Linked DNA regions of Mus musculus: all the other regions are linked to region 1. A link is a loop called in an ENCODE intact Hi-C map of the cell type or tissue named here. Cell type or tissue: heart. All regions are shown on one strand.

The links. A loop is a pair of places that touch in the nucleus more often than their neighbours do. Peaks named below come from ENCODE experiments on the same cell type or tissue, not always from the same donor. Only the 100,000 strongest peaks of a DNase experiment are listed, where the experiment ranks them.
Region 2: it touches region 1 in a loop (2.3-fold over the local background); 6 of 42 quality-filtered maps call a loop at or near these places.
Region 3: a loop joins it to region 1, with 2.5 times the contacts of the local background. A loop is called at or near these places in 3 of 42 quality-filtered maps.

Annotation. Positions count from the first base shown.
Region 1 is chr7:116,037,330-116,045,329 of GRCm38, reverse strand. Sox6 (SRY (sex determining region Y)-box 6) reads left to right here and starts at 6,586. Exons shown (of 16, transcript NM_001025559.3): 1 at 6,586-6,653. In heart, a CTCF peak has its summit at 4,922 (motif pointing right); a DNase peak (open chromatin) is centred at 4,959; H3K4me3 peaks cover 3,391 bases; H3K27ac peaks cover 1,081 bases; H3K27me3 peaks cover 897 bases.
Region 2 is chr7:115,748,467-115,756,466 of GRCm38, reverse strand. The region is part of intron 4 of Sox6 (SRY (sex determining region Y)-box 6); the gene reads left to right. Among named protein-coding and RNA genes, the nearest start is that of Gm51455, 250 kb to the right of the region's middle. In heart, a CTCF peak has its summit at 4,004; no DNase peak of the experiment used is centred here.
Region 3 is chr7:115,721,762-115,729,761 of GRCm38, reverse strand. The region is part of intron 4 of Sox6 (SRY (sex determining region Y)-box 6); the gene reads left to right. Among named protein-coding and RNA genes, the nearest start is that of Gm51455, 230 kb to the right of the region's middle. In heart, no CTCF peak of the experiment used is centred here; no DNase peak of the experiment used is centred here; H3K27ac peaks cover 221 bases.

The DNA of each region.
Region 1 (8,000 bases):
GTCTCTCAGTTCTGTATGCAGCGGACACCTGGCTTACTAAGAAAAACACTGACAACAGTGAGTAAAGCTTGGTGAGACAGACTGTGTGAAGCACAGACCGTGTGCTGCAGCTAACGTGCTATGGAGCCCTTGCCATTGTCAATGTGCATTATGACTACATTGTACAAAGTTCTGGTATGCAAATGTGTGGCATTCAGAGAAGTGAAATAATCCTGTGTTATTATTATCTTTGTAAATTACATCTGAGGAGTTTTTGAGGACTTATGATGGCAGTTTCTATAGTCACAGTCACGCAGTGCGTGCAGCACAAAGTGTTTTTCTTTCTCTATTAACAATAAGTGAGCCAATGAAAATGCTTTTTAAATACATACCCGGCAAGCAGTTATCTGGCTTTTCATTCTTACTATCCACAAACCATCCTTTATCGTCTCTTAAGACAGCATAGGAAACAGCTTTGTAAACATCTGCTTTTCATTGTTAATTGTCAGAAAAACTGGCATTTAAAAGCGTTGGAATCCTCTTAATCCTATCAAGAAAGCTATGTTATATACGTTTCTATCTCCCTTTCAGGTTGTTTCTCAGACTGTAAAAACATGTGTCCCTTCATTCATGTCTCAGAAATCACTTGTACAAGTACAACATTCTCATTGGTGCTTTCATGAAATTTCTTTCTGCAATTAGTTGAAATATTACCAACAAAGGCTAAATTACATACAAAATAAGCAATATAAATACAGAGTTTAAGTATATAATATAGACTTTAAAATTTCATGGATATATTCCATATCGAAATGTTCAATGATAGAAAATATAAGGAAAAGATATTTGGTAGCCAAAAGACAGATTAATTTAGGACATGAAATCTTCTGTCTTTAGGAAATATGCTTTATTTTCATAGGCTTTTTCTGTTCCAATAATTGAGCCATTAATGTCAACAGAGACTCCCTGGCAGTGATATAGTATGAAGGCATTTGCAGTAATGCAGTGGCACTTCTTTCTAAATCAGAGACTCTGTTGAAGTAATCACTAAAAATATTAAAATTCTGTTCTAGTTGTTCTGAATTTATAATGTGAAAGTGACTGCACCCATCTTTCAAGAACATAAAGAGCATCCATAATTTAATAATTAAGTAACACATAATAACCAATAATTTTTGTTACCTATAAATAGGCCTGTGTAACAAGAGTAAGGAATACTAAAAGAAGTAGCTGATTGTTAATAAAAACTTTTTTTTCAGAATGTGCTCATTTAAAGCATTTTATAACCTTTATTAAATTGCCATCTTACTATGCAATTAGAATGCATTGTCATTTTTCTTTCTTTAAAACATTTGCACTTTATCCTTTTCTAAGCTGGTAGAAGTTGGACTCTCACTGCGTTTCTTTTGCTTTTTAAACTTGTATTGGAGTGATGTAGAACTAGGCCTTATCACTGCATAGAAAATTAATTTAAATGACATATTGTTGCAGTTTCTATGACAACCATATCATGATGCTCATGTTCTTAAAAATTTATAAACTATAATCTGAAGTATGCTAATTCTAGTGAGTGTAGGCAACAGTCATTTGCTTAATATTCATTTTGCTACTGCGCTCATCAGCTTTGAGAGTCAGATGGTTAACATTCTGCATTCAATCCGAAGAGGTTTATATGAACTCTTGGGTTTATGCATTTTCCTCAGAAGCTACAGTTACTGAACTTTTAAGCATGTATAAGAGAACCTTTCGCTGCCTGTTTTCTTGAAGCAATAGGAATGAATACGGGCGTGAACACATGCTGCTGACTTTCAACATGGCTGCTTTTCTCTCCACCCCTACTGGAAAGACAATATCCTCAAACTAATGTAAAAAAAAAACTAATAAAAACAAAAATTCAATAACATCCAATGATCTACTTAAGCAACAGTGACTATTCAAATCCTTGGGAACACTGGCTTATTCCTTCAACTTTAGTTGTTTGAGTTCAAGAAGCTCATATCGCTATTGTATGGTTATGATGTATGATAATGACATGTATCATCAGTTTAAGGATATTTGCCTAGCACTGATATTAAACATTTTGATTTGAAATACAGGTTGAATTTTTTTTAGGACTGATTCAAAAATAAAATATGCTATTTAGTCTATGGCTTATAACCATGGACTCTCTTGTTAAATAAAGATGCTTTTAGATATACCACTTGAAAAATTAGAAATGTATAATTAAAAAAATTTATTTTAGAAATGTATATAATTTGTTGGTTGATAAAAATTAGGTAATTTAATTTAAACAATATATAATGAATAAGATAATTTAACATCAGGTGGAATTATCAAACACCATTTTTGCTAATATATTTTATAAAAGTCATTTTTAATTCGTGTTCATTGAATTATAAAAATGCAAAACATAAATCCTTGGTTAACATGCTTTTAATTATTTTCTTTTCACATGTTAGGCTCTCGGTGAATGCAACAGAAATCCTATACTTAGACATTTTAAAAAGCAATCTGTAGTTTCAAAAGAGAGATTGTTAAGAAACACATTTTAAAATTATAGGACACCAAATTCAGTTTTAAAAACACAATGCATAAAACATAAAATTCTAAAGCAACTAATCAAACTTCTGAAGAAGGACAATGTCAGTAAGCTGCTTTGCTGGCAGCAACTGGTGAGCGGACCCTTGTCTGTCTTTTATGAGGCAATTACAACAGGTGTCATATTGATTTGCCTACTGTTTCCTGTGTAGCTCGAGTGTATCCTAAATGGAATGACAGTCATCGTAGCGAGTGGTAAACTTCTGGTCTGGAAGGAAGGTTTAGTCAGTCAGTCAGCACCTATGAGGCAGTGTGACAGTGGGCCACGGTGCAAAGGCAACTCAGTATCACACTCACTGAGAGGGGGTACTGGGGAGTTTTAGTGAGGGAGTTTACTGCTGTGTTTGAAACATAACTTTTCATTGTATCCCCCCACCCTGTGTGTTAAATTTGTAAATTGTCCAGATCACTTTTATTTTGGTTAAAAAAAACCCCAAATTCCATATAGGCTTTTCAAAGGAGCATTTGGATGTGTGATAAGCCTTTCTATTTCCTGTGACTGTTTGCCTGGCATTAGCTTCAGTGGCATCCAGTGGTAAAGCAGCTGTAATCCTGACTTGTTCTTTCATGGAGCAGTTCAAACAGGTTAGCTTGATGATTTTAAAGCACGGTTGGTTTATATGGGGCTTGGAGCGGTGGTAGGGGTTACAGTGGTTTCCAACCAGATCCTTGTATTTTTGATGGCGTAATTTCATTACATTTTCCTATTTATTTTCTATTTATAGTAATGTGAAGTATGCCCATTGAATAATGTCAGCTTAATATTGCAAGGATTTTTGTTTAAAAATTATGGAATTGGTCTCTACACATTCAATGTATTTTCCAGTTCTTTGATATTTCTACCTAAGCTTGGTTTCTGCCAGTTATGTTGGCTCTAGTGTTTGCCCGTCTCATTTAAGATAAAATGAATGGCCAGTATTATGTATAGTAAAGCCAAGCTTCCTTTGAGTTAAGGCTTTGGAGCATTGTGCAAGCCTAATGTTCTTCCATGAAGTTGGCCCACCCCACTGTGACTAAGAAATGAGATGATTTGAGGGCTATTACATACTTACGATTTTCATAGTGGATTAGAATAACATTACTTAGCACAGGTGTTTCTATGATTGGGATTCCCTGGGAAAATTCAGTACTGTATTCAATAGTACTCAGCTTTCCACATGAGCGAAGGCACTGTTGATTTGCTGGGCTGTGGCATAAATCAGGAGAGAGGTCTGGCTTCGAGGCTTGTTGCTTCTCCTTTCAGAGAAAACATTTCCTCTTGGCTATTAGCATCATATTGCTGTGGACCTATTTACAAATTTTCTTTCATTTATTTATTGCTGGCCAAATACTGGAGGCCACAGCTGGTGTCAGCCAGTCCTGGTTTAAGCTTTCATATAACTCAAAATAGTTCCCAAGTGTCCTTTTTCTTAAACAATTCTCCTTTTGTAAAACATCATATTTAAATAACATTTATGTACTCAAGCAGCAGTGAAAAATCTCAGAAGTGTTCTCAGGGCAGTTCTCTGAGGAGAACCTTTGGGATGGCTTTGTAAGATGCCTCCAAGTCTTGAAGGCAGTTGTCCAGGAATAACAAAGAACAACTGCAGTAGGTTGTTGCAAGATTCAACAAGAGGGCTCTTAAAAGCCTGATATACAAACTGCAAATATATCTGCAGAGCAGTGAGTGAAAATGAGCTTAAGACGATGGAAGCAGGTGATACAATTAATAGCACACTACTGTTTTGCCAAACCTATTCTTAAGGTGCCCAGAAGGCCTGAGTTTTTGGGAAGTGGGACACTTGAGACTCAGCTTTTGCAGCACATAGCTATGCTGTCTCAACGTTCCTCTCTTGTTTTCAGTTCTCATCTTAAGACCTCTGCTTATGACTGCTTGCATCTCTAAGTACCTTTGTCTCCCATCGAAGAGCAAGCAAAGGAACCCAAGGGAGGCCGAGGCCGCCCTGAGCCATGACCTCCGTCCTGTAGGAGCCGAGGCTGTGTCTTTCTCAAGGTATCTACCCGTTCCCTGCCTGGGTAGTTAGTGCTGAAAGTCCGGGTCTCGGATCTGTTCTCTAACCCCAGGTTTGTAGTCTAGTGAGAGAATGCACTGAGTACTGGCATTAGCTACTTTGCAGGTGTCGCTCTGCCATCTTCTGATCTGGGTTTCCCAGCAGTACGGCTTCCGGGACTCCTCTGCTCCAGGGGGACCTTCGTAGGCTTAAAACAAAAACAAAAACAAAAACAAAAACAAAAAACAAAAAACAAAACAAAACAAAAACTGTCCCGGAGGTCGTCCTGGCTGCCAGCTCTGCCTGCATGATGGGTCGTAGTGGCTTTGAGCCCAGCGCACTCTTGAGCTCCACCTCAAGGTGGCGACCGAGGCACGTAAACAAAGGCTGCACTGGCAGTTGGCACCCATGGGCTCCTCCACGAACTCCAGTTTCCCAGCGGCTCCTCCGAGAGCTGAATTGACTGTTAAAGGGGCCCTTGTAGATGGATCGTTGGGCCGGAATGTCAGCCGTGCGTTCGTGCGTGACTGAATGACTGAATGACTCTCTTTCTGTGTGTACACGCACGTGCGCGTAGCCTGCGCTTCTGTATCGCCGAAGCAGGCAGAAGCGCTTCTAGGATGGAAACTAGCCCCGTTTGGGACGCTGGAGCTTTCCTGGCGTCACCTGAGCCTGCAGTCCCCCCAACCCCCCTCCCGTCCCCTGTGATCTGGCTGGTCCGGGCTTCTGCCCACTGTGCGGCCTGAGTACCCTGGGTCAGTGAGCAACTGGCAGGACAGAGGGTTTGATTGCTGTGGCAAACAGCAGGTTTGCAGATCTCTGTTCAGTGACACCCACGATTTATGAGTGGCTCCGGTATATACAACTCTTTGCTGCGCTGGAGTCCTCTAGGGTGCGCGCAGGCCGACCCTAGGGGTAGGGGTAGTTGTGGGCGGAGAAGAGAGACACGGACAGTGAAAGAATAAGCATGCGGCAGTCATACAGTCTTACCTCAGGGACGAAGGACACGGTTCCTAGAACTGCGATCTGCACGGCCAGTGTGCAGCCCAGCTGTTTCTCCCGTAGGCGCTTCCCGCCTAACACCGCCTTCTGACTAACTTGGATAGGGCTTGAGCTGCCCCCTCCTTTTTTCCTCCCCTTCTTTTCCTTTCCAGACATCGCTTTAACTCAACCCAAGGCATATCCAGAAGTCAGTTCCGTATAGAGCTTCCATTCAGTCGTGGGGGGGGAAATCCGGTATACAGTTTCTTGTAGGCAGATGGAAGAACTAGATGGTTACAGGACTTTGGAGGGGTGCGTAGGAATGGCACGGGGTGTTGGTGGCAGCGAAAGACAGTTTCTTTGGGGTCTTCGCACTGCCGCAGGTAAGGCTCTCAGATTACAGCTGCCCTCCTGTAGAGTCACAGTTGTGGGCTAGCGGAGGGCGCTCTGCTGTTGAGAGGGGAGTGGAGGAGGGTGGAGTGGGAGAAATGGGCTCTGGACAGACTCCACCAGCACGCATTGTCTTGGTTGGTGTCTGTGCCGGGCGCTCAGCTGATGTCTTTGGGAGCTTTTGAACAAGGTAGACCCTCTAATACCCTCCCCCACTCTCTAGACAGTGTTTCAAAAGATGCGAATAGCTCTAAAATAAGTTTAATTTTTTGTCTGACTTCCCGTTCAAGATGTAAAAAGGATCAAATAAATGAAACTTTATTTGACTGTGGAGTTTATCCAGAGACTCAGCGACATCTCTGGTCTTTGGCCTTATTCTAATTCTATGGTAGTAATTACCCTTCGTTTCTTTAAGTGCGATAGATTTATTGCCTTAGAGACTATGCACAGTTTGATTGAATTATTCATTTTTTTCTTTGGTGTAGACTGCATCTGGGGACTCTGATGTGACGTGTAGATTTTTTTTTTCAGGAACAAAGGGAATGTGGAAATGAAAGAGAGAGGGAGAGAGAGGCTGGCAGATGTAATGAGACGCGGTGAAGGTGTACGCAGACGGGCACTCCCACGCCTCCTCCCTTCGGCTCTCACTGCAGCCCTGGGTAACTCGCAGGCTAACACAAACAGCTTTTCTCCCGCAGCCTGCCCTCTGTCACTGTAAGTACATCACCCTTCTCTTATCAGCATGCAGATTCCAGCCACGCACTCCCTCGCCTTGGCTTTGCACCTTTGACAGCAAAAGCACATTGGGAAATTAACTTTCCTAAGCTAGGAAAGGCATGTCTAGAAAACTTACTTTTTATTTATCTTTATTGTTCTTTGAAAACAGAAGTTCATGCATTTTTACCACTTTTCCTACCTTTGTGACAGTGCTCTGTTGCTCTTGTCACCGTGGCTATGCTTTTTTCAACTGGATGACTCTCAGATTCAGATGAAATTTAATGTTATTCTCCATCCGTTTAAAGTACAGGCGCAGTGCCTTGTCCTTCTGCGAAATGCTATCTTAAAGGACGAAGAATATTATTCACAGTTTGCTTTTGTTGCTGAAACCCGAGTTCCAACCTCTTTGAGGCACTGCCTGTCCCAAGGGCACTGTTATTTGGGAGCTGATACTATCTGCTTCTCCCAAACTTAAACAAAAGTGCCGCGGGCTGCGAGAGCGCTTGGGTGTTTGTCATCCAGGGTTAAGGAGACCAATGGCGAAAACTTTTCTCCACGCTGTAATTAAAGTTTTTCAACTTCTTCCCTTTTGCCTTTTACACTCGTTCACATACTCTTCGTTTTGTTAAAAGTTCTCCTTGGTGTTTTGGAGTGAGTGACATATTTGTCCTGTTTACACAGTAGCCATGAAGCCCTTCCTGCGAGAAGTTGGCCACCTTAAGATGAAGTCATGTAGGTCTGAATGATCCGCCCGGTTAGTGTAAAAGAGCCTTTCAAAGGGAGAATTCGAGGTTTTAACGGCTGTTCTATTTTCTTTCTTTCTTTCTTTCTTTCTTTCTTTCTTTCTTTCTTTCTTTCTTTCTTTCTTCTCTCTCTCTCTCTCTCTCTCTCTCTCTCTCTCTCTCTCTTTGCGTGGGTGTTTTAAATATTAACTTCTGAAGCAGGATTAATTGCATTGCCCTTCCCAAGTTCAGGGGGAACCTCTCTCCAGGAACGCGCCTTGTCTCTGCCAGTTCGTGCCTCTTCTCTGGAGGTGCGAGGCCAAACTTAACAAAGCCGAGTTGCCTTTGGTTGGTCGAGGTGCAAAGGGACACAAACACAGCGGGCGCCCAGGCAGCAACCGCAGCAGGCAGGTAAGTCAGCCCCACCCGCTGGCCTCTTCTTCCCTTCTCAGTCCTGGCATTTCAAAGGCTGGGTTCAAGTCGAGCTGGCTCCAGACCCTAGAAGTGAGCTTGTGTGTTCCAGGATTGGGATGCGGTGTCGGGTGCCCTTCATAGACTTCTTGGAACCCGCAGGCGTGCGGATCAGGTGGGAAGCCCACCAGACCAGCGGATGGATGCCTGG
Region 2 (8,000 bases), 290 kb after region 1:
TGCCTTATAGTAAACTTTTTGTTAACTCCAAAAACACTCAAGAAAAAAAATTAGTACATTAATGGCACAGTGGCTTGCTGTCACTACCAAGTGTTACATGCACCACACAGTTGCATTTGGCAATTGCTGACTCTTGGAAACTGGTGGGACAGTGGGTTTGTTTATGCCAGGGTCAGTAAAAATACCTGAGAAGGGAGCTACATTATGGCAACATGGTCAATATAGTGATCTAAACTTTTAACTCCACTATCATCTGGTACCTAAGTGCTATGTGTTCTAGATTTGACCAAAGCATGATGACATGGCCTATGACAGTGGTATACTATAGCATTAACTTCAAACAGGATAATACAGATCCATGATCAATTTCCTAACAATTTGTTAAATAATTGATCATAGTTTTAAGTAGTAGGTTAAAAATACTAGCTGTGGGGGAGCTAGGTCAATAAATATAGATGTCAACTCTCCATTTGATTACTTATTCTGTAGGTTTGCATTTCCACATAGCTTAACATTTGAACTTATATTACAGCATAAAGATAAATGAAATCTGAATCGGCCTTAATAGTTTAATGACTGGCAAGGGTGCTGGTGTTAGGGGCTTGTCAGGGAAAGCACATTGTCAAAGCAAAGAAGAAAAGTTATTGTGTGGTTTCAAATGTATTTATTTGCATTCCAATTTTATTTTTGTTTTTGTACCTTATTCAAAGATATAGACAGAGGTCACAACATGACTCTCTATGGTGCTTCAGGAATACCACTAACTGATGAAGCTATAAGTAATACAGAAAACAAAGCCTACCACCACACATCTTAGCCTTAACAAGATAGACATTTAATTACTAAAGGAAATCCTGTATTCTCCTTAGACAAGCAGGTCTAGAGGTGTGGAGGTGGCCTGGGCAGAAGTGAATTTTTGTAGTGTTTAGGTGAACAGCCTCAGGTTTCTCTGGTGAAGAACTTGAGTTTTCGTCAGCCCCACTCACTTTGCCAGTCCTGCTGTTTTGCAACAGGGCTTAAAAGTGCTTTAAGTGCTTGTGACCGTGGTAATGAATGAAAATGTCTTCCTAGCACGGAGAGGATTGCATTAGACTGAATAGTCACCTCCCTTGTAAAAGCACTATTAGAGTGGGGCAGCTGTAAGTAAGGATAACGATTTGTGTCCACTGCTTATTTACTGAAAATTGTCAATGTATTATTTATTGAGAGCTCTCCAGACAGTGCTTGTCAGAATAAAAATGTCAGCTCTGAGCAAAATGTTATAATACATAATAAAAATGCTAGGTACGCATTTTAGGAAGACAACTAATTAGACCCACTTTTTCTTTAGGAAGGGACAGTAAAGATGTCTAATATCAGAGACTTTCTCCATTTGTATACGGTCTTTTCTTTCTTCCCTGCTCAGCTTGGTATTTGTTTTAAAAACTTAACCATGTCTGAGAAATAATTTGACAACTTTCTGTGGTTGCCATTAGACTCCCCAAGTAGTGGGAGTCTTGCTCAAGGAGGAAGACCTGGCTTGCCTCCCCACAGTGAGCAGCCGCCCTCACCGCCATGTTTTGTCTGGAATTAGATGTCACTTCCTCCCTGAGCAGTGCTCTCGGAAAACTGCCTCCAGTGTAAACAAGATAAAATTATTAAGCTTATTCCTCAGCCGTGCTAATTAACCCCAAACAAATTTCACATTAAGGAAACAGAATTCAATCAATGTAAATGTTATTGCCGTGTATTACTGTAAGCAATAATAGAGTGGCTAAAATAATTAATTATTTTGATTTTTTTTTAAAAAAGGAAAGTATTCCTTCTCTATTTTTAAAATGCTGTTGCAAAATATTGTGTGGGTTTATTCTGCCTTTCTTTGGATCTCCTGGCATAGAATATGAAAGACTCAACTGGCAAAGCAGGAGTAACACAAACATTTCTTCCGAACACTGACTATTTTTTCCTTCTCTCACAATTGGATTATAGAAGGGGAGAGTATGCTTTGGAGAGCTTCACATCTACTTGGTCTAATGTGTTTTCATTGGCAGTCCCGCGGAGGCCAGGCTGATTTCCTCGGACCTGGTCCAGTTGACAGCTCATCATGGCGGTCTCCTCTCCATTCCCAGCACGCTTTAGTCAAATGCACATGGCAGTGCGGGAAGGGCACTGATATAATTTATATCTGGGAGGAGAAGAGAAAATACAGTTTTGCAGCATTTCAGGGTTTCAGAAGCCCCTACCCCTCCCCCTTTTAAAGAAAAATCTGGGTTCACACAGGAAGTCAAATTATCCTCTTCATGGTAATTTTCTAACATCAAACCCCGAGATTTCAACGTGATTGCTTGGTTTTGCCTTTGAGAACTTGGATAAAATTTGTTATTACCGTTTTCATCATCCTCAAAGGCCTTTCACTACACAAAGTACAGATGCCATATGACATATAACTTATTTCTCATTCAGGAGAATGTGTATCTGATTAATACAGAGTAATTTATCAATTATAAATGGCACATTCTGTGGCAAATAGAACATAAATCAAACATCGTCATATTAAGATTATTCTGAAAATTAGTATGCGACTTCACCAATATATACCATCAAACATTAAATTAACTTTGAAATTTAAAGTAATTTAGTTGAATTATACAATAAGGAATATGTGACTGTAAATTGAACCCTAGCATTTTTTCTGTAATTTTTCCATTGTCAAGCAGTTGCCTCTGCTGTTGCTGCCCAATTACTTGGGTGTCTTGTGTAAGGGTGCCGCTGAGCACCTCCCCCTTCTCTATTAAAGCTGTCCTCACCTTGGTAGGGAGAGTTAATCCTTTAATGATATCTTAAATATCTAACAAGCAGGTTGCTGCTAACTATGCACAGTGATGCCAAAGTGAATAACAAGAACATAGGTGTTCCAAGAAAAAGCTGGCGTGTGCCACTAACGACCATAAATAAATAAAAGCCAGTCCTCATAGCAGAGATATGAAAAGATTAAACTCTCCAAGTGCTTTAAAATCATACCTGGGCTGACCATTTTTTACTTGACTGTATATTTTGATTTCAAATAATTTGTTTTAGACAATTATTTAAATTTTAGTCTATACCTTTAGTTTCTAGTTCCAGATAGTTGGTTATAGTTTTGTCATTTCTTTGGACATTTATTTTTACTTTTCCAAATAGAAAACAACTTTAGTTTTTATTTCTTCACAGTCTATAAGTATCTGTTGATGCCCCGCACATTATTAGAAGCTACGTTCAGTAATTTTAAAAAATGGAGACAATAAAAATTTGTATTGAGCATGTCTTCATTTTAGATGTTTATGTATGTAAACATATTTTAGGCAAAAATGTTTAAGTAGTATGCATGCTATAGCAGAGAATATAGGGGTGCTAAATATGATAACCAGCTCTCCCATAGCTTCTGCTAGTCAGAGAACTTATAAAATGCTAAACTGCACGATTTCTATGATTCTAATATTCCTAGACTTAAAAGTTATACTATAATTCCAAGTGAATAAATGCAATAAAATCTAAAAATAAGGATCCTCGTTAGAAGAACCTGTATTAGTGTATTTTTAAATGAGATGCAAAAGCCTGCATCTGCCGTTTTATTCCTTGTAAGACAGTAATTGACAAACTGCAGTCAGCACGCTTTCATGTGTTTTTCTTCCTTTGCTGAATTCATTTTTTTTTAAAAATGAAAGTTAAAAAGGGAAAAGGGGACTCCAGGATTTTGAAACTCACTGGTCCTGAAGTGATGGGAAAATAGGCGAGGTGTCACAGCTAATTTCTGGCCCTGTTTTATGAGTTCTGCTCTTCCTTATTCTCCCTGTCAGCTCAGGAATCCCCGAGGCTGTGCAAACTGGCTGAACATCACTCAATCCGAGTTTTATATCCCCTTTTAATAATGTTGAGTCTATTCTGTCCAACTTTGATTCAGACAACCTGCTTGTCTTGAAAAAGTGATATATTTAATCAGTGGCGCTGTCCCCAGCCTAGCTCCCACTGCGTGTGACTGCAGCCGGGGAGTGGTGCAGTGCTCTGTCACTGCTGTTTGAATGGGTAATGTGGAGCCCATCAGCTGAGAAGACAGGAGCTGGAACTGCATGTTAGGACACACGATCAAAAGCCACTCTCCACTTTCTGCCAATCAAACCTCATGTTGCCTTGTGGGGCAGACATTAAATAGATTTTTTTTTCCAGCCTTATACTGTGGGCACTTTGCCAGTTTGACATGTGAACTGTTACAAAAAGATAGCAGAGTTTTGACTGCTTGCTGACTGCCTAAAAATATTACTGAACACTTGTCAGAAAGAAATGTTCATAATGCTATATTATAGAAAGCCAGTGAAATGTTTGTTACTCTTATGGTATACTATGGGTTTTTGTTGTTGTTCCAGAAGTGATTGGGGCAGAACAAGGCCAGACAGTTGCTTCTCGGGAGAAAGTAAAAGGACAAGCTGAATGAGCTGGGCATAAAGCTAACACTCAGTATGACCAACAGTTCAGCTGGGGTGATAGTCACTGTGTGGAAATAATATCAGTAAATGAAATATTGTTTTACATTCTTCCCTGGTGTTTTAAAAATTATTTACTCTTCTGAAATCAAAATAGGAGAGGCTGTTAGTAGTTATATTTTGAGCAAAACCAGCATTTGAAACTTGAAATTGTGACTGACATGGGCATCTCCACCTTTCTGTTTATTGAGGCAATAAGCCCATTTCTGAATTCCAAGTCAGTCTCTGGTTTGTGTTTGTCCCGTGGCTGTTTTCAGGGGCCTCTTTCTTTTTGTTCTGCCCTGAGGATTTCCCCATTATATTCCTGCCTCACCCTGTGCCTGTATCAGTCTAGTAACGATGATGGCCTAACTACTAAGCTTTTATAAACAACAACGAATAGAAAGTACTTTTAATTTTAAAAGCGCCTTGGGACTGGCATTTCTGACCATTTCCAAGCTCCCAGATAACCGTCCCAAAGCTGTTAAATCTCGGTGTTTTGATTCTTCCAAACTTGCCTCTTGGTACTTGCTGTCGTCTCTTCTCTAATGATCATTTTAAAAGGAGTTAAACATTTTCACCAAAACATACCATGGCAGTCTAGTGAGCTGCACATAAACAGCTGCTCCTTCAATAAGCCATTCTTTATAATACCCTTATTACCTTCCAGTGTCTCAAATTCTGATTAGTCAACAGAGCTGATTGCTGCACACATTCCATTGCCCGTCTTCTCTGCTCAGCTGCTCATGTCTGAGTAATCACAACACAACTTGGGCATTGTTTCTCTCAAGTTGCTGTTCATATTGTGCCTTGAAAATCTCTGGATTATCCAGGAAAACTGCCGTGGTGTGGCTGTGAGTGACTTTCCTAACTTGCATTTAAATTGTTTGCAAAAAGCACTCCATAAAAAAAAATCATGTAACTGTGCAACTCTTAGGTTAGAGAGAATATCTGTAACTTAAAACTGTTCCTGCGATCCGATTATGAAACAGGCAGGGCATGTGGCTGTGTTTTAAAAATGAGTCCTTTATAAATGTGTAGTTATAAAATTGTTATGCGACAGCTATTACATTTCAGTCAGCTCTGGACGAGATAATTGTGTGGAGAACCTCACAGGAAGGGTCCAAAGGACCTCCACGTTTGCTTAAGATGAGATAACTTTAGTCCAGTTACTGCAGGCCACCACTGGTGCCCACCAGATAGGGCAGCGCAGTGGCGGCTCCAGTTAGGACAAAATAAGTAGGGTGGGAAAAGTGTCTTCTCTGAAGCTAGAATTTCAGCGATTCCTCTGTTGTGACCCCCTGGAATTTACTCTCTGTGAGGAGGAAATGCTGACACACTGGAAATGCAACCTCAGCCAAGGCCCTAAATCTGTCATTGTGCTCTGGAGTCTGCTCTGAAAATAGCGGAGCTCTTTTGGTAAATTAAAATCGGTGTGAATGGGAACAGATGTCGCCATGCTTCCCCTATCTTCAGGGATGCCCAGTAGAAAGGGGAGGGTCAGCGGGGTTACAGGGTGGAGCACTCAGGAGTATGCAAACAGGGTCCACACAGGGAGTACTACTGACATGTTCTGGAATAGATTTGGACTGAGTGTGAACTTACCTACATTGCTACACCTAGAGGAAAAGGAAGGGGCAGTGTTTATTTCTGGGAGACTCTTGGATAGTCCCTGTGCTTGTATCTTTTCTTCAGCAAGCTACACGGTCCCTGGATACCATTAGCTTCTTACTTTCTGGAATTCTCTTGCCATATGCTCCTAAAGTATTTGTTACACTCTAAGGCTATAGTAGAGTCTTTGTACTGATATTTGTCAAAAATAATGAAAACGGTTTGTGCTCTAAAACTGTACAATTTATCAAATAGCATATGTAGCCAATTTAAATAAGTCTCATCGAAGTTTCAGTCTTGATTTGAAAAAATAGCATAGGATGAATTTATTTATAAGAACCTTAATAGTTTCTCTCAATTCCTTTTACATTTTAGATTACCTTATAATTTTCTAAATCTACATGAACAATAATGATCAATTTTGTCAGCATTATTCACACCTTTTATTAATTTAACATAGATGAATAAATGTGAGTGTTGTGAAGAGTTGATTGGGAATAGATTTTAAATCTGACAGTTAGATTACAGGGTACCTAAGAAAAAATGGCTCTTTCACTAGGTACCTAGTAATTTAATTCTTGTTTGAAATTATTATAATTTATTACAGTGTGTGGGTCCTAATGAATGTCTACTATTAAATGAAAAGGAGAAATTGAAATTAAGATTATGAAATTCTTTTAACTCATATCTTTAAATCCTCTTAAACAATTCCAAAGACATTAATAAGCTATGTAGGTTTCTTTCCATATGCTACAATGACAGATAGAAACATTTTTTCAACATTTAAATATTCTAGGAAATGTTGAGTGCCCTACAACTCTACGCTTGCAATCTTGGGATTTTAGAAAATGGGAAAAGCCATTACAAGAACATTGAACTTGGCAACTCTATTTAGATCTTTATTCGGACTTGACTGAGACTTTTCTAGCATTTGTGTTTTGCAGAAATGACTATTTCCTACTTTTAAACCTTTAATGTAAGGCAATTTGAGCTTTCATGGAGTTATAGACAGCACCACATTAATGTTTAAAAAATACCAAGTACTAAGGAGGCTCCTAAAACTGTGAATTAGTAAAATCCACACACACAGTGAGGATGAGTGAACGCTGGCGGACAGTGAAGGCTGCTGTACCCCGATATTGGCAGAGCCAAACTGGTCCCAAAAATGATCAGATATTTATAAATAATAATTTCTGAGAAAAACTAGCACTATCATAGGCCATTGTTATATCCTGACATACTGCCAAATGACTGCTTGAAAAGCCCACTGGGTATTTTTCCATCTGGGATTCAGCCTCAGTTTACAAACATGGCCTTTCTTGTTTGAAATTCTTTTAAGAATTAGAAACTGGCTCTTTGAAGTTTAAGCTAAGGCTTTAAAACTCCCGAGGCAGTGTTTGCTAATTTCTAGACCTTCCCTTTTCTTTCTACCTTTCTTTTTTAATTTGGAGCTGCTGTGACTAGTTTGGGTGTAAAGAGGGAAAAATCAGAGCAAGCGTGCTGGGCATGGCTTAGCTCACCTTTGAGTGCAGAGAGTAGGCCTGTTCAGGCTTCCTCAGCTTCAGAGCAGTGCTGAACTGAAGGCCTGGCTGTTTCTCATCTTGGCAAACTCCTGTGACCAACCCTGAAGTAAAGTGACTCAGGAGTGCGACTGCTTGGTTAGGTTTCTGATTGTTGGGTGGTTTCTGCATGGGTTTCTTTTAAGGTCTGGGAACATACCTTTGGGCTCCCAAGAACTGCATTTCCCATCTTCATCAAGCACAATTTGCTGTGGACCACAATACTGCCCCCCATTAGGTAAAGAAGACAGTGGGCATAGCTAGCTGCTTTTACACGAGAAAGTGATCTGTGGCCTCTACTGTTGTGCTTGTTGAGCTCCAGTTAGCTGAGTTCCTGGTAGAAACAGTTATTATC
Region 3 (8,000 bases), 320 kb after region 1:
TGTAAATAATTGTTTACACGATGAGTAGAAAGAAAAATTTCAGAGTCCAAGATTTGTGAAGTACAGCATGAATCCCTTTGTATTTATCACAGTTTGAAGGACAAGATCAATGATGATTCTGACTCTATTCTGAGCCAAGTTTAGACAGTACATGAAGCAAGATTTAAAGAGTAGGCTGTTTTTTAAAGAAGACAGAAGCCATTTCTGGGTTCTTTGTAGTTACTACCTGTCTCGAACTCTTTCCTATCTCTGGCTGGGTGGGCTTTAACACCCCCTCACTATGGTCACTCTTGCTTCCTCTCCACTTGTTGGACTGACACTTTGTGTAAGTGATCCGAGGTGATAGGAGGAGAAAGAGATTTGATTAAACATTTGATTGAAATAACTCATAACAAGATGTTAATGACCAATTGGTTCATTAACTCCTTAAAGGAAGTGGTAATTTTGTTCTGAGATGAGCTTGTATATTGCAAAGAATCCATAGTTTGGGTAACATATAAAAGAGGATTTAAGAAAGTGTGTTATAAGGTAATCTTGATCATGCAAAAATAGAAAATGTTATAATAAACTCATATGTATCTTTACTTAGGTTCTAAACATTTCAAGATTTTGCCATTCTATATTTATTTTAGCATTTATTTCCTCTTTCTCATAAAATAATGGGGAGATTTTAAAGAGTAAGCCTTAGCCTGCAATCCTCAGCCCAGATCATGCATACACCATTGTGCTCTCCTAGGCCAGGTGCTCATTTGTTTCTAGGAGCTGGAAGCCTCATGCATGCGCTATAGGCAAGAGGTAACTCAGCAGAGACTCAGCTATGATCTAGGGTTAACTGTGTAAAAATACTTGAGGACAAAAGCATAGCTGTGGGCTTTGTGTTAGCTTTCTAGGGATTAGCTTTAGGTTGGGGCAACATGAGGAATTGTAGCCCTTTAAATCTTAAATTTTTAATTTATTTTTAACAAGTTAAAAAACTACAAAGGGAAATAGTCAATTGTTTTCATACCAATCAGAATTAAACATATTTGCTTTAGTTTATTTTGATAAGAAAAATAAGTATAATTTACTAAGCCAGGCAGTGGTGGCGCATGCCTTTAATCCCAGCACTTGGGAGGCAGAGGCAGGTGGATTTCTGAGTTCAAGGCCAGCCAGGGTTATACAGAGAAACCCTGTCTCAAAAAACAACAACAACAACAACAAAAAAAAAAAACAAATAAAAAAACCATATGTATTGTTTGAAGTAAAAATTCAACATGAAAAAGTTTGAAAATAGAAGAGTCAGAGCTGCCACTTAGGAACTGACATTAATACTAGGCATATACGATTTGTATGTGATTACAAAAGTAGAAGATTAGTATGGAATGATAGTCAGTGGGTAAGACAGAAAGACATGTGAATACTGGTCATAGTGTGGAACGTTTGTGAACCCAATGTCTTTCTGTTATGCTAATAGAAAAGAAAGTGAACTGGAGGTTGCTAAATTCTAAATAACTATTTTATTTCAACCACCAGATAAGATATTCGATCAAAGATTTCCCTTTAGCTTTAAAACCATTATGAACAATTTGGAGGTGTTTTTGACAGCTAGCTGGCTTTCCTGCTACTTTCTCCGCTGTGCTTGTGTGTGCTCTGTTACTGCTCTCCCAATTCTGCTCCCCTCTCTTCTCATTAGCCTGTTGGTGGACAGTGGCCCTAAGCCCTACGAAAGGAGAATTAATTGCTCTTAATTCAGGCAGTCAAAGAAAGGGAAGCAAAGTCAGAAGAAAGGAGATGCATTCAGAGGAGCAGGAAAGGGTACTGGAGTCATGTACCTATGGGGACAGCTGAGTGACCCCAAGCAATGGCGGAAAGGCTGTCAGCGTCATCACTGGCAGAGCAGTAACGGCCCAGTCCTGTATGCCCCAGCATGCACAGATCAGGGTCCACCATTCCTTGAGGTGGACATTCTTGGGACCCCTCTCCACATTTACTGTGTAGACCTGGAATGGCCATGTTTAGAAGCCAAAAGGGCTTGTTGGCCTTCTCTCAGTCCCCCACTGGCTTGCTTGTATGCTTTAGTTTGGGCTGAAGATGGAAAGGCCACCAAAGTTCACTTGATTGCATTCCAGATGTGTGATGAGCAGTGGTAGAGCTTAACATTTTACTGACTCATGACTTTTGACATGTTATGTATGTTTAGTTATTTTATTCTGCTTATTTGTGTGCTCTTGGTGAGATAAAAACAAAACAAAACAAGCCATTGGTTTTTTTAATTAGTAAATGCAGTAGCAAAATGTGTGGCCTAGTATTTCTTAAATATTTATATTAATTCTTTGAGAGAGCCCTACATGTTTTGGTCACATTTACCTCTAACTCTTTTCTCTTTCCTCTCCTAGTAAACCTTCCTTCTCTGCCCCCTAACTTCCTGTCCGTTTTCCTTTCTTCTAAAAAAAGAACATATTGACTCCAATTTGTACTGACTTTACACTTCTGGGTGTTGAGCACTGGATGTGGACGCACTGGAGCATGCACATAGCTTTGTTAATCATAATCCATCCCCTTTGTATTGGGAGAATGTAACGCCGTATGCATATCTAACTTTTTTTTTTTTTTTGGTAAAGAAAAACTTGTTGGTAAAAGGTATGATGGTATGATAGAGCAAGAAAGACAGGATAGATTATTTAAAAACAAATATGAAATACCTCTAAAGACCATGCCAAGGGCCCAGGAGACAGCCCTGTGAGCAAAGGTCCTCACTGCCAAGCCGGAAGATTAAAGCTCAGTCCCTGGTACCCACATGATGCAAGGCGAGAACTGGTCTGCAAGTTGACACCCACTTCTCACCTCCACAGGCCAGGGGACACACAGGCCCTGTTCCTGGCACACATACATATAGAAATGTAGGAAGAAAGACTGTGAAGAGCTCCTACTATAAAATTGTGAGAAATGAAGTTTGAAGCCTCTGACTTTTAATTGTGGGTTTTTCTTTTCCTCTTACACATTGGCCAGTTGTCAAACTATTCACACACTATTGCAGGAACCACAAGCATTCTTCTATTTTCTTTTCTCGAGTTTGCCCTGATACTATACATTTTAATTATACCGATTGCAGAAATCCTACAATGTGTAATATATTTATTACTTTTCTCATTGCTGAGGACAAGTGCCTGGCAAAGAAAGAATGGTTTCTTTTGGATCCAGTGTGAGGGTATAGCCTATCAAGAGGAGAGGGCATGGTTTCAGATACATCCTTCTATCTGGAGGTCAGGAGGTGTGGAGGACTGGGTATCTGAACAGCTGATCGGGTCTCTCTCTAACTTTATTTGGCCAGGTTCTTAGCCCATGGAATGGTTCTACCCACATGCTGGGCTACTTCTCTTTTTCAGGTGAACTTTTCTGGAAAACTCCCACAGATGTGCCAGTGCCAAACAGTGTGTTTCCCAGGTGATTCCTCATCCAGCTAGTTCCACAAGGAAGACTAACCATCACACATTGATGTGTCTGTCTGTGTGTGTGTAAATTATTTTAAAATAATAATTATGTAGTAAGAAAACTTATATCCTGCTACTCCTATTCCTGTCACCCTAAATTCCACTGAGTGGATCCAGATTCCCCAGTACAAGTTTCTTCTACTTGAAGAATCCCCTCGAACATTTCTTGGAGTGGAGATCTGCTATGACTAATCCCATCAGTTTTGTATGGTCAAAACATCTTATTTCATTTTTGCTTCTGAAAGACATTTTTGCTGGGTCAAGGTTTTAGATAGATCATTTTCTCTTTCTTCCTATGTGAAAATGTTGCACAATAGTCTTTGGTCCTTGTTTTTGTTTGGGAATTGGTTCTCACATTACTGTGCTTCCAAGGTTTGCTGCAGGCTTGTCAAGGCTTCTCTATCTCAAGGTGTAAACAGTGTGATTAGGGGTGTCTTCATGTAATAGGGGAACAGGGCTCCCCTATTCATCAGACATGGATTTCCCTGGGATTCTTGCTCTATAGTTGTGTGGTTTGTATCACATTTAGCTAGACGTAGTTGTACCTTACAGGTGTTTATTGTCGTTGTCCTTAGGCTTTTTTTCCTGTATACTGTTAGGTCGCTTGAAAGCAATATGATCCTTTCAGGTCTTATTTTTAAGTTTTCACAGCAGGACAAAGTGGCATTTATCTGGTTGTAGAGTAGATTGTCATAGAGAGTTGTGATTCTTTCCAGCTTGGATCCTAAAGTCAGTGGGAACTGCCCTGGGTTATTAATTATGATCGTTTCTTCTCATCATTACAGGCAGTCTTCCTCTGTCTTCTCTGAGTGCATGTTCTCATTTTTACTCAATAGAAGTGCAGGTCGCTCTGCCAACAGACAGTGCTAGCTTTTTCTGAGTGTGTGGTGCCCTCTCTTCCAGCCAGCCCAGAGCCCAGGACTCTGCAATACTATTTCTTTTCAGGAATGTAGGCAGCCTTCACCTGGACTCTTTCCCTCTGGGTCAGGTAGTAAGCTAGACCAACTTAGGACTTACTTATTTTCCTTCCATCTCCTAGGGAATACTGTCTCTGTCACCAGATATCTGTGAAATATTATTCAAAAGGCTTGTTTTCCTTTTGAACATAATTTAGGAAGCAGAGTAACTTCAGTGTCTACCATATCCAGAAATGAAGTGGGTACTACTCTAGTATATAAAGTTACTGAAAGTTAAACCTGTGACCACTTTTTAACTTTTTTTTTTGTAAGCCAATGAAGAAAAATGAAGAAAGGGGCACTTTTTTTTTTTTTTTTTTTTTTTTTGGTGAATGAAAATTGGCACAATTATTTGGAAGGGAAATTTAGTGTTTCCAGCTTCTGACTCTGACCTTCTGTTGGCTCCCTAGTCCTTGTGACTAGAGGAAAGAATTCAGAGGGGACACAGAGCACAGTATAGAGGATGAGAAGAGTCTATGAGAGCAAAGCACTTTCCAGACCAACAGCAGACAATGGCCAAGAGGCCAGCGTACAGACTTACAGTGAAGGCAGGCTCTGCACTCCCTGCCCAGGTGGTTGACAGGCCCCTCCTGAGGAACAGGATAGTGGTGTAGCTTGGGTTTTACAGAAAGCCTTCAGCTCGATAGCAATTTTAGAACCTGTGGGGCAACTCAAAATGTCTTGTCCCCAACTAGGGCCAGAGATACCCTCAAATCCAGTCATAACCAGTAACCTCAATCCTGTAGTTTCAGTTCCTGCTTTTCCAAGCTGCTGGTTATGAGGAAGAACTTCATCCCCAAAGACACTCAAGCCAGCTGCCCAGAAACACTGCATATCAATGCTACAGGTAGATTTTCTCATGATCTATCAGTGCCCTTCTTGTAATCTACCCTAGAGTCACCTCTGAACGACTCAAGGATATAAATACTCAAAATAAGTCACTGTGATGTTAATGACAAGGGGAACAGCCTAAATAGTCACACATCAGAATGACTGAATCAACTAATGAACAACCACAGAATGGAATACCATGTAGCTGTATAAAAGGCTGAAGAGGCTAAACTGACTTGGAGTTACTAGTATAATATAAAGTATAATATATTTCCTTTAGAAATATATTTAAGAAACACTATATTTTGGGTACAAACAAATGTTCAACACATAGAGTGAAACAGATATAAAATAGAAAGATCTATGAGCAGGATACTAGGCACAAACAGAATAGGAGAGCTGGGAGTGATTGAGTAGATCAGAGTGGCTGGAGCAGGGAGCAGAGGCCACTGGGAGAGGCAAGGATGGATGCCTTCCCTGTCAGTGGCTCAGCAACGGTTTGTATCACTGTGCCAGTTGCAACCATTGTCCATATTCTGAACACAAAGCAAATAGGCAGGAAGAACCAAAATGGATGGAAGAATAATGAGGAATGTCACTGAACTGCAAATGACATAGCTGCAGTGGCATAGGGTTGGAGGTAGCTCAGTCGAACTGACCTCAGTAGCTTCATGTTAGTGAATATTTGGACTGCATAGCACAGGTCTAAAGAAAAGGACACACTCTTAAGAGACACACAACTATACAGCTGCCTGCTTAACATTTGAGTCTAGGTAAAGTATGGGTAAAGATTCCTCCCCTTCTGTCTTTCTCTCTCATGTGTATTCAAAGTTAAAAAAACACCATACTTCCTAAGTGAAAACATGTTTCCCTGATAAGCATTAGGTGATTGTAAGACTGTTGGCAGTTATATAGACCTGTAGTCTCATGATACTCAGTAATTATTGGAAAGCCAAGAGCCCAGGAGCTGGTAATTGAGAACTTTAAGAACACAAATCTATAAATGACCAAGCTCTCAGGGACCATTTCTTCCTCGTTGTCTGATGAACGGTTTGCTTGAAGATGTATCAAGCATCCTGCTCAGAGTCTCCCAGCCATTCTTCTGACAGTTTTGGATAAGAGGCTCAGAGTGTGTTCCCTTTCCATAGCACAGTGGAAACATAATAAGCTGAGTATAATTTACTCCTGAGATTTTGTTTGGCAGTAGGGGTGATTGAGACTCAGTGTTGTATCTAGAAGAACCCCAGGCTCTCTGGGAAACTATAAATTAAGATGAAATCAAGACTATAAGTCTTTTTCACTCCTGTCTGAGGCTCTTTCAAGTATGTCATCACCTTGACTGTTATTAATATTTTTATTGCTATTGCTATCCTCCATAGAAGCCACTTGAAATAAAACCCTGATCATAAAGTTCATAGTTTACTTGCAAACGTGAAAGCTTTGGAGTTTGAGAACTTTTTACAAAGAGTGTGTTAGGCAACTTCAAGGGAGTAATGTCATTTGTCAGCAGGTCACTTGACAGGGCTTGTGGGAGGTGTGAGATCAGGGTAGCTGCCAGTGGGATTTGCCATTTTTCTAGGGATGGATGCATCACACAGCCCACACTAATGTTTTTGTCCACACTAATTATTTTGTCATTTATGATTCCTACCTCAGAATTCCTCTCAGTGCTTTGATCTTAATGCTTCATTGATCCGACCCTGAGATGCTAGTGCAGGGTTTCTCTCTATGCTGATTAACAAGGGACTTTTTTTTTTTTTTTTTGCAGTGAAGGCAATGCTTATATTTTTTAAGCATGTACAGAGAACAGAGTTTTATATGTAAAAAGGATGTTATTATCTGTTTAAAAGATCTGCCATAACATCTGTCTATTAATACTATAGCCTGTGAAATGTATGGCAGACCAGAGCCTATGGCCTTTGGTTGCTGTGGTGTTACACCCTCTTTTATACACATCTCACTAGTTTGTGGCTGTGTTCAGTAGTTTGCAGAGTTTGCACTCTGAGACATTATCTTTGCTTTTAAAGTGCACTTTGAGGCCTATTCTGTGTTTTGCTTATTTGATGAAACATTTAGACCAATAACTGTGCACAACCTTTGAGTCTTGACACTTGCATGATTTAGCTGTTAATTGTCTATGTGCTGGATGCATGTGTTTTTGTGGTTAGAAACTGCTCAGTACTCGTACCTGATGCACACACAGAGCCTAGACTCTCAGGCATGCAGTATCACCAGCTTCGAGCTCAGCTCATAGCTGGACTCCCTTTGATACCACTAACTGTTGCCAAGTTTGAATAGAGGATTAAGAGGCACATGTAGTCCATCTTCAAGCTGTGCAGGGGAACTGTTGAAAGAGCCTTTGTGCTCTGTGTAATCAAGAGAACTGGTCAGTGTTTGGAATCCACACAGGACAATAGTCAGTTGAGAATTTGTTGTCATTCTTCCTGTTCTCTCTCAAAGTAAAAAGAAAGGGGAATTTATTTAGATTTCAGTTGGGCTTTTTGTTCTTTAACATTCTTCTTCTCAAAAATATAATTTTAGCTTTGAGCCTCCTTTAGCTCAAAATGTAAATGTTGAAAACTAAGCCAGATTAAAACTGGGCGTGGGGAAGCATATTTAGGTAGACGCTTTTACAGTCTGGATGGTTACTTAATTTATTGTCCTCTCTCTGAGAGACGGGAGTCTGTGAAGAGCTAATAATAGACAGGCTCACCCTGCTGTGAATTCCCAAGTTCCCATTCCT